2 separate regions of the Homo sapiens genome follow, and region 2 is linked to region 1. Evidence: read pairs that join two places in POLR2A ChIA-PET (ENCODE). Cell type or tissue: GM12878. All regions are shown on one strand. Links, peaks and the distances in the headings refer to the core of each region. The heading gives the core; the rest is flanking DNA.

Region 1 (5,385 bases), core at 305-5,304:
AGGTGTTTTCAGGCCTTCCCCCTCCCCTCTTCCAGGGCAGTGGCCCCTATTCTTTCCTGCCAATGCAGAATCCTCTGCTAACATTCCAGAGATGAGCCTCTTTAACTCCCTCAAGCTTTCAGGAAGGCACTGCCTACCCATTAAAGCCAATAAAAGGCTCATCGTGAGTGAGCTCTGAATACTGGCACAAAATGTCTTTTAATATATATTATTAATGGATTTTTTTCTAAATTAGATCCTGTACAAATTGTCCTCGGTCATTCTGTGCCTCTGGTAGCAGCTTTCTCTGGCCAGTTAGCCGGGGAACAGTAGGGAGGGGGTACAGTAGGATGAGGCTGAGGAGGGACCCAGCCCACAGCTCTTTGTGGTCTATGCAGGGTAGAAACTGCTCTCTGTGGAAACATTGGCTGCACTGAAGGCACCCAAAGAGCATCAGGAAAATAGGATCTAGGAAAATGCAATGGTTTTTTGTTTGTTTGTTTTGTTTGTTTGTTTGTTTGTTTTTGTGAGATGGACTCTTGCTCTGCCATCCAGGCTGGAGTGCAATGGCACAATCTCGGCTCTGCAACTTCTGCCTCCCAGGTTCAAGCAATCCTCCTGCCTCAGCCTCCCCAGTAGTTGGGATTACATGAGTGTGCCACCACGCCTGGCTAATTTTTGTATTTTTAGTAGAGACAGGGTTTCGCCATGTTGGCCAGGCTGGTCTCAAACTCCTGACCTCAGGTGATCCGCCCGCCTCAGCATCCCAAAGTGCTGGGATTACAGGTGTGAGCCACCGAGCCCAGCTGGAAAATACAATGGCCTTTAACACAGAACTAAAGTAGCTTCCAAAATGCAGTCACTTTTTAGTAATTTGAAAATCTATAGGTAAAATCACTATTATTTTAAAAGCTAGAAGAATGAATGTTTACTGCATAAGGTCATGACAGACCCCTATTGACTTCAGTAGGGGGGGCACCATGTTTGAGCGGCCAAAGAAAAGACCTGGAGCCAGCAAATGAGACATAGGGTTTATTGAGGGGGACTCACATGCAGGGCAGTCCAGTGGCAGCAGGCTAGAGAGGAGAACCGCTACTGTTTGTAAAAGGCAGGCAGTTTATATAGCATTCTCACTTAGTAACCTCCCCCAGCAACCTCCACCTCCCAACCTTCATTTAACCCAAAACAAAGGGCCTGGATCCCCCATATGGCCTGCTTTCCACGGAATGGGCCAAGGGTTCAGATATTCCTTATAGATAAGGAATGAATCTTTGGAATGGCCGCTCCCAGGTTCCTTAGTTTGGAACTCCAAACACACACGCTTAGACCATAGGGTCATTCTCAGGACATGCTGAAGTTATTGCTGTCAGGTGTGTCTGCCATCCAGTAGGAGGCACTATGTGTCAGCACCTACCATGCCTTACCTGATCTCTACAGCTACTCAGAATAAGGCTCTGAGGTTGCTCACAATTTATCTCAACTTAGGTTACTCTGCTAACTAGTGGTGAAGCCCATGTCTTTTTAGCACCAGGACAAGAATATTTTCTGACAGCCTTCAGTGTATTGATCTAGGTATTACAAATCCCCCCAAACTTCATTCCTTCTTTGAGCAAAAAAAGCTCACCATAGAAGACAGGGGAAAAAAGTCAAAGTCCTGTGACAAATTAGAATAAAAGACTGTAGATAGGGAAGCTGCCTGATTAAAGTTCAAGAGGAGTTTCCCATATTTTTATGATGTTTCAGAGGGAGAAAAGGAGACAGAGAGGAGGCCTGATATAAAACCTGCTGGTGCAGCTGGACCCATCATTAATCCATGTTTGTTTCTGTCCCCACAGGTCCTGCCGATCGTGGTTTTCTTCAGCACTGTGATGTCCATGCTGTACTACCTGGGACTGATGCAGTGGATTATTAGAAAGGTACTGGGGCTGGGAGGGACTGGGTTATAGGTGTAGAGCTGATTATCTCAGGCACGAAGTCCTCAAGGCCTTTTATGCAGGTATTTACGAAGTGCCTTTCTCTTCCTACCATTATCCACCATCACCACCTAAGTGATTAGATTCAAAACCTCCAATCCTAAATGTGTCCATGGAGGGAATTTTATCTCAGGAGCTTCTAATAGGGTTTTGATTTGCAAAGCACTGGATATCTTCATGAAACTATAGCAGTTACTTCTTTAGCGGAGGAATTGAGGTCAGATACTGCTGGGGGAAATGATGTTATTCCTTCATCTTGGTTAACCGCCCTGTGCTTATCTTTTTTTCTTTTTTAAGCTACTCCTTAATTGTATGCTACCTTGCTTAAGGAGGTTACAAAAGTAGACACTTCTGGTTTTGGAGGTGCTAGAGAAATTGAAGCAAAAAGGAGAAACAGCTTTTCACTCCTGAGGGAGTTTCATAAGCATGAGCGTGCATGCATACACACACACATACACACACACAGCTGAAGAGTTCATGTCCTTCCTGCTGCCCTAGCCTCAATGAGTCCTATGTTCATGTGTTAGATCAGAGGACAAGGAGCTCCGTCAGCTAATTTGGATGCACCACACACGAGCACAGAGCAGTGCAGGCAGTGCTTGGGGCACAGCCCCAGCCCTCCTTGATCCCAATAAATAAATCAAAATGTACAAAAAGGAAGAGAAGAGAGAGAGGGAACCAGAATACAGGTAGTAGCAGAGTTCAGAATGACAGCAAGAACTCCAGGGCCCATAATTTCCTGTTTAAACCCCAAAACATTCAGAATTGTTATGCTCTTGTCTAAACTAAAAAGCAAGGAGAGAGAATGCAACAGGAAGTCCTCATCCACCATCTCTAGTTGAAAGGCCAGTACAAAAGTGGAACCAAAAACCACGTTCATTTCAATTAAGTAAAAAAGACCAAACCTCAAATACATCCTGCTACATATGGGTGACCTTTGACAAAACAACTAAACTGTTCTGTGCTTTGGTTTCCTCTTTAATAAAATGAGTATAATTACATAGGACCTCTCTCAAAGAGTTATTGTAAGAATTAATTGCATTTTCTGGACTGTCAAGGGCTTAACACAGTGCCTGGAATGCAGTAAAGCCTTCCATAAGCATGTTAGCAATTGTCATTTATTACTTGTATACAATAGACCTATAGAAATTGATTTGTATAATGTTCAAAGTATACGCAATGACTCAGACTTACTACTCCAATAAGAGGATTTGCTTGGCCTGCTCTAGGGGCTCAATAAGTTAAACTTACCTTTAGCTCCATCATTAGCTTGCTGACAAATGTTGAAGCCCTCAATATTTTACACCAGTTTAAGGATTTTAATCCCTACTTTGAAGTTTTGGGTATACAAAAAGTTCTTTGCTGACTTTGTCCCTTTCTTCCTTTTAGGTTGGATGGATCATGCTAGTTACTACGGGATCATCTCCTATTGAATCTGTAGTTGCTTCTGGCAATATATTTGTTGGACAAGTAAGTTGTAATATCAACAGAACAAAACATCTGTTGAAATGGATCGTCTCTTTCCAAAAAGCCAAATAAGAAAATAACACAATGTTCTTTTAGTGTAGAGAAAATGGTGTCAAAATAAGAAACCCCCAGTATTGGCAATGTCCGGATTCCAGGGGGAGAAGAGAGAGAGACAGAGAGAGAGAGAGAGAGAGACAGAGAGAGAGACAGAGAGACAGAGAGACACAGAGAGAAATTCCTTTTAACAGTCTGGGTATGGTATGTAGAATTGGGTTCTTGAGAATGTTTATGAAGAGGATGGAAGGTTGTCATTTTATTAAGGCATAGACATAGAGCTTCTCATATAGATTCTCAATAAATCTGAATTTAGTGATTGTGAGGTTTCTGGTCAACTCTTCAGAGGCTGGTAGCTCTTCCACTTGAATGGATTTCACTATCTCGAAATCTCCAAGCTACAAACAGCCTCCCATTCTAAACTATAATGCCTGTGGCAATGGAGGAGACCAAGAAAGCCTTTCCACCAACAACCATGCAACTGCGTAAATACTTGAGCTTATTCTCAACTTGTCTGAACTGGCCAATATTCTGTCTTTGCTGAGCCTGAAGAAAAATGCTTTTAGGTTTTTCTCTTCTCATCAAAAATAAGCTTTTAGACTTCAATTTTCACCTCCCTGTTCCATCACATGGAGAAACGCTCTTTTGCCTGAAGCCCATTTAAGCAAATAAATATCATGCCAAGGAGTGTCCCTCAAAATAGCAGCATGGCTAAGGGGTGGATCAGTAAGAAATTGTAATAAGCCCCTCATCACTCCAGATATGCAGCTTCAGGCAGAATGGAGTCACACGCCACGAAAACCAGGTATGAACGCTTGCCAGCACCACTGCCCAAGGAAACTGAATTTGAAGCAAAAATCAAGTCACTCAGAAAAACACATAGCCCCAAATCCCAGGCTTACAACTGCTCCTGGCAGGCTGAAACTTCTTGTTGGTAAGCCAACAAGAAGCACGGGCCTCTACTCTAAAGACTATGCTTACGGCTGGGCGCAGTGGCTCACGCCTGTAATCCCAACACCTTGGGAGGCCAAGGCGGGCAGATCACCTGAGGTCGGGAGTTTGAGACCAGCCTGACCAACACGGAGAAACCCCGTCTCTACTAAAAACACAAAATTAGCTGGGCATGGTGGCGTATGCCTGGAATCCCAGCTACTCAGGAGGCTGAGGCAGGAGAATTGCTTGAACCCAGGAGGTGGAGGTTGCAGTGAGCCGAGATCATGCCATTGCACTCCAGCCTGGGCAACAAGAGCAAAACTCTGTCTCAAAAAAGAAAAAAAACCTATGCTTACTAGCCTGGAGCATAGTCTTTAGAGTGGGGGCCCATCCCATGCTTCCTTCCCTAGGAGTTGAAATTATTATAATTACAGTCATAAAATCTCTCAGGACTAATTAGGGCACCATCTTGAGTTGATTGCTCCTACCTGTGGGGTAAGAGGGCTCCCGCACAGGGTTCCTATTTAGTCGGTAAATCGAGGCTCCACACATTCAATCTTACAGAACAATTAGAGATAATAAGGAGAAAATTGTAAAATTGCACACAAGCTTCTGTGATGTTCAATTTGATACTTAATATGCTAAAAGTACAGCTATTATCTATGGAGAGCCCCATGCCGCAGGCTGCCTGTCCTCCTTAATGGGATTCAAGCCTTTACAACTACACTCTGTCTGCTTCTTCCTTTCCACCCATCAGAGAGGGGTCTCTGATTCTCAATTACAGAAGGGCCTGCGGGCACCTGTTCTTGTTATTGCTGAGGTTGTTTGTTTGTTTGTTTGTTTGTTTGTTTTTAATGCTTGTGTCTATTTCTCTGAGGTCAGGAAACAGGTTTAGGGTCTGTCAAGGTGAAGTTGGAAGACAGGAAGCCACAGTGGCTTAGAAATCACCCATCCAGAAGGTTAGGCCACTGCATAGAGT
Region 2 (5,351 bases), core at 352-5,351, 290 kb after region 1:
AGCAGCAGAATAACAGAGAAACAAGCACAGTAAAAACACACATAATATTAGTCTGTACAACGTACAGGAGAGCATGCAAGTGGGCAGGGGAATTCATGAAACACTGTAACAGGCACCTAAAGCTTAAACTGAATTGGAAATGATTTAGGAAGGTAGGGGGATCAGGCACTATAAGCATGAGTATGAAAGTAAGAGGTATATTCTTCCACATGTTTAGTGCACTACAAATAACTTGGTACCCCTAAAACTCAGAGGCAAAGAGTAATGGGGCAAGATAAGGCTAAAAAAGAAGTCAGGGGCCAGATCACGAAAGTCCTTACTTACTCAATGAGGAGTTTGGACTTCACCCTATAAGTAATGGGGTGGGAGGAGGTTGGTATTAAAGGTTAATGAAGAGAAAACAAGAAGAAACTTATTTTCGAAAGATCACTCTGCTAACATTATGGAGTACGGTTTGAGGGCAAAATAAGATAAAAGACCAATTAGTAAACCACTGCAGTAATCCAGGCCAGAGAAGACTAGAAACAGGATGTACCAAGAACCAATATAGTAGCATAGATTGATAAAAAGTACGATAGCCAGTCTTTAATGACAATATGAAAAGAAGTTCTAATCCCAATTTTCAAGCCCCATTCACAGAGATGAGAGTATAGAAGGAGAAAATTTAATGAAAAGATAATGAAAGATAAAGCTATCCCATTCAGATCACTTATTAAAAAGCTATGCAAGTATATAGACAAGATTATTACTAGGGCATATATTAGCAATATCTGTGTCCTGGTGCTTTGAACCCTGATACAACAATGAAAATATTTTAAAATCTTTCTCTTCTACTTCTATTATCATACATCATACATGTATTTATCTTACTTCCTGATATTTCGTTACATTATTTTCAATAAAATAAAACACCAATGTATTTTGTTATTTAAGGATTTGTTTAATGTTTTAAAATTCAAAGCACTTTAAATTATTTTAAGACAAAAGATTAATAAAAACAACATTACCTTTCAAATACAACTTTATAACAGCACAGTGGAAGAATGGTAAACAGTCCCTCTTTTTTTTAAAAAAAAATCAGTACTTAAAACCAAAGGAAGGCTTATATGTACAGCTAATTCAGAAAGGGAACAATGACACCTAAAGACATAGATAAATGCTTCATTTTAATCCAATAAATGTCCTACCTACTGGATCTTAATAATGATGTTTTCAATATGCCATTTAAAATAAACTATCCTTGAAAATAAAGTTTTAAATCATTCAATATAATCTATGAAATAGCATCTAGTTAACTAGATTACCTTAAATATACCAAATATTATAATCAGCAAAATAAAAACCAGTAAATCAATTTGTATCTGAAAGCCTGATGTTCTGATCTACTGGATTTTAATTTTTTTTCCCTAAGATTAACAATATAAACAAATCTTTTGGGTACTCAACATATTATGACAAGCTCAGGCATGTTCAGGGTGGTATGGCCATAGACAGTACCAACATATTAGAAGGAAATTACCTATTTATAATTATTAACTTTCAAAAATATGACTCACCACCGAACACCAGTACAATATTTTAGCAATCATCTTATGTGACGTGACAAGTGGAAAACAAATTTCTCAACAATAGTGGGTCACCATATTCCTCCATCTAACAGTTACTTTTAAAAAAAGTAAACTTTGGAGGCCATGACGGCAGGAGTGAGAGGCCAGGAGTTTGAGACCAATCTGGGCAACATAGCAAAACTCTGTCCCTACAAAACAATAATAGTAATTATAAATTAGCTGGGCATGGTGGTACATGCCTATAGTCCCAGCAACTCAAGAGGCTAAGGCAGGAGGATCGCTTGAGCTCAAGAGGTTGATGCAATAACCTATGATCATGCCACTGCACTCTAGCCTGGGCAACAGAGCAATACCCTGACATTAAAAAAAAAAAAAAAAAGATTAACTTATTTTCAAAAGCTCCACATATAACAAACATGATTAAACACTTTAAAATTAAACTGAAATAAGCTATGAAATTTCATTTTTCCTTTTTACACAAAGTATCATAAGTAAAATTGTGAACAAATTCTAAATATTTCCTTGTTGTTTTTAATTGTTCCTAATACTATTTTAGTTTAATTATTTATTTAACCGCTTCTTTAGATTCTCAAGGTGTTCCATATTAACATCTTGTAATGCCAGTACCATTGCTTTAGACAAGGAAGGATTAAATGAAATAGTCATTAGACAGCACAAATCTATTAGATCTCTTTGACATTTCTGCAACCCTTCCAGGAACTTTTGGTATTGAAGAGGATCCTTTTTTGACTGTTTCATTTCTGGTACTGAGAACCCTATCAAGCTAGTAAGTATTTCATCCACAAAGTCTACATCTAGATATGCAGTACCATCAGACACCTTTGCAGTTATACTCCAAATACCACCAGAACTTGAGAGATTTCCAGTTAAGGTTACAATAAATGCTTTCACTTTCACTGTTGTAACTTCCTTTGGTTTGCTGGCCATTAGAACAGACAAATAGACAAAGGGTGGAGAATACAAATCCATGGCAATAGAAAGATTAATGCTATTCTCTGATGATCTTAAAGAACAACTCTGTAAATTACAATCATTTTCATTAGAAATTTGTGAATTCCTTTTCTGTACATAGTTGACCACCTCTCTATTTAATATTTTATTATTTAAGGAATGGCTATCTGAACTGCTGGTTTGTTTTATTTTATTATCTGTCTCTAAGTTCTTTTCTTTATTTGTAAAATCATGGGCTAAGGGTACATTACAATGAACTGAAAAAATACTCCTGTTTTGGTCTCTAACAGATGGACAACCAAATGATTTGTCTTCATTAGTCATTTGTTCAGATACATTTTTTTCACTCCAATTATTGTTTCCATTTTTGCAAGTCAAAGAAAAGTTATTCGTAGTATTAGGATTATGTGAAAATCTCTCTATACTTCGATCGGCATTTCTGTTAAAAGTCAATGGTTGCAATTCCTTAGTTTCCATCTGTTCTTTCTGGACAGTTTCTTCTAAAAGCAAGGCCTCCTCCAGTGAAAAGTCATCTAATTCTCCATCCATTACATGTATAGATAGGTTTGATGGTTCCTCTTTTGGTCTTGGAGAAATAACAAATTCTGGCTCAAAACTTGACTGTCTTGTGGGAATGGTATTTGAGGAACTACCTGTGGTGAAACATCGTTCTGAGGAAGTGTCATTATTTGCTGTAAGCTCATCATTTTCATCAAGACTTGCCAAGAGTTCTTCATCAGAAGGACCTAATGCAGGATCTAGAACATCTGTAACTCTGGGAATGTTTTCGTTAGAATTGTTTGGTATGACTGAAACTACAAGATCAGGTTCCCCTATTAATCTTGCAAGTACTTTTTCTTGGGCATATTCTTCTAAAAGAGCATCTACTTCACCTCCTAACACTTTCACGTTTTCTGGTTTCAATAAGAGAACACCAAGACGGAAAGATATATTTCCATAAATCAAAATTTTTGTACCTGGAGGAAGATCACTATGAAGAATTGGAATAGGCTGATATTCCATTCCCTGTATTTGTACGATTCCATCAGTTAGCTGCAGCATCAACATTCGTGAAGGCTTTGCTTCCCAAGGTTTTGGGGTTACTTGTGCTTCAGCTGTAACTAGATCATTTGTTGTATTCTTTCCTCTCAACTTCTGTATCTGGGAGTATGCAGGCTGACTTACATCAACCAAGGAATTAATCTGCAGAGCATAAAATCCATTTAATTCTCCTTTTGGAATTTCTAAAATGCCATCGGGTAAAAGAGGATGCTCCAAATCCCTCAGATCAGTAAGGAGCCACTGCTCAAACACTTGTTTATTCATTTGGGCCTGACTCAAGTTAACATTATTATTTTCTTCTTGAATCCAGTTAATACAAGCTTCCAGCCACATCGGAGGTACTTTAACATGCCATGCAGCTAAAAGCCAAGTTTCAGCTCTTAATGCAATACTAGTCACATTCATTTCTTTTAAATAAAAGAAATAATATGCATCTATTACCTGAAAACAAAAAACAAAAAAATTTAGATAATTCAGTATATTTGAATACAGCTTCTGTAATTCTCTACAATGCACAGACAGGCACACCCTTTAGATTTTTCACTCTTCAGCATCTTACATGGTCGAAATTGAAACACTACACATAATCAGATGGTAAAATGAGAAAATCAAAAGGTTTGAGACAGCTATACCTAGGTTTGAAAGCTGGCTCTGTCAAGTTACAAGATATGTGACCTAATATAAAATTCTCAACTTCTGTAACCAGTTTTTTCATCTATAAAATGTCAACACTACCATCTATCTTATAGGATTGTTAACAGGATCACATGAATTATATTTGTAAAGCATAATGTCAGACCTATAAAGGATATTCAGTAAACAGTAGTTACATTAGCCTCCCTTATCTATGGGGAATATGCTCCAATACCCCCAGTGGATGTCTGAAACTCTAAATATTATCAAACTTAATATATATTATTTTTTTAAATCCGATGACCAACCAGCTACTAAGTGACTAAAGGGTGGGTAGCATAAACAGCATAGATATGCTGGACAAAGGGATGATCCAAGTCCAGGGTATGATTTCATCACACTATTCGGAACAGCACTAAATTTAAAACTTATGAATTATTTCTGGAATTTTCTGCTAAATATTTTCAGACCTTGGTTGACTGCAGATAACTGAAACCACAGAAAGCAAAACCACGGAGAAAGGGAGACTACTGTATAATATATTATAATTGATCTAATAATCACATTCTAATCATTTAAAATTTAGTTAAGAAACAATGTTCACTAATGTTCTTTATGTATGTGCAATAGTTCTAATTTAACTCTATTAAAACATACCACTGTGTCTGTCCATTTAGTACTTGAATATGTGGTCTAAAGATAAAATTATAACAAATAACAGCAGACTCTGAGCTGATAGATGTAAAGCATCTTATTTGTTGGGCTAAATATTTTCAAAAGTCTGGCCAGGCAAATATATAAATATTTAACTTCTGATTTTCTCAGTATGATAAAGCAGTAGCAAAACAGTAAAGCCCAATCAATCATGTGTTCACAAAAGTATACTTTGTTCCTTCTACAGATGAAGATATTTATGAAGTAGAATATATTAAAGTTTTACTATGTCCATAAGAAAACTTACCACGAGGAACAGCAGCACAGGATTTGATGACAGAATTTGGAACTGGTTGTTAGTGGATTACTTGAAACCTCCACTGCTCAGAAATGGCCCTGGGAGATAAGACAAAAAGCAGTAAGAGTTATAAGATGAAGTTGTAGAAAGACAGGACTATTTTC

Evidence for each region. ChIA-PET counts read pairs that join two places held together with the same protein. Peaks named below come from ENCODE experiments on the same cell type or tissue, not always from the same donor. Only the 100,000 strongest peaks of a DNase experiment are listed, where the experiment ranks them.
Region 2: POLR2A ChIA-PET joins it to region 1 with 13 read pairs; 1 of 35 experiments calls an interaction of 5 or more read pairs at or near these places.

Annotation. Positions count from the first base shown.
Region 1 is chr9:84,290,705-84,296,089 of GRCh38, reverse strand. SLC28A3 (solute carrier family 28 member 3) reads left to right here. Exons shown (of 18, transcript NM_001199633.2): 9 at 1,815-1,895; 10 at 3,342-3,422. Among named protein-coding and RNA genes, the nearest start is that of SLC28A3-AS1, 15 kb to the right of the region's middle. RefSeq lists enhancers at 2,166-2,245, 2,636-2,695. In GM12878, for the core only: a CTCF peak has its summit at 1,365 (motif pointing right); DNase peaks (open chromatin) are centred at 2,399 and 2,789; H3K4me3 peaks cover 434 bases; H3K27ac peaks cover 3,366 bases.
Region 2 is chr9:83,999,643-84,004,993 of GRCh38, reverse strand. RMI1 (RecQ mediated genome instability 1) reads right to left here. Exons shown (of 3, transcript NM_001358291.2): 2 at 5,197-5,285; 3 at 920-4,043. The coding sequence starts at 4,007. The coding sequence ends at 2,130. Among named protein-coding and RNA genes, the nearest start is that of RMI1, 22 kb to the right of the region's middle. In GM12878, for the core only: no CTCF peak of the experiment used is centred there; a DNase peak (open chromatin) is centred at 2,465.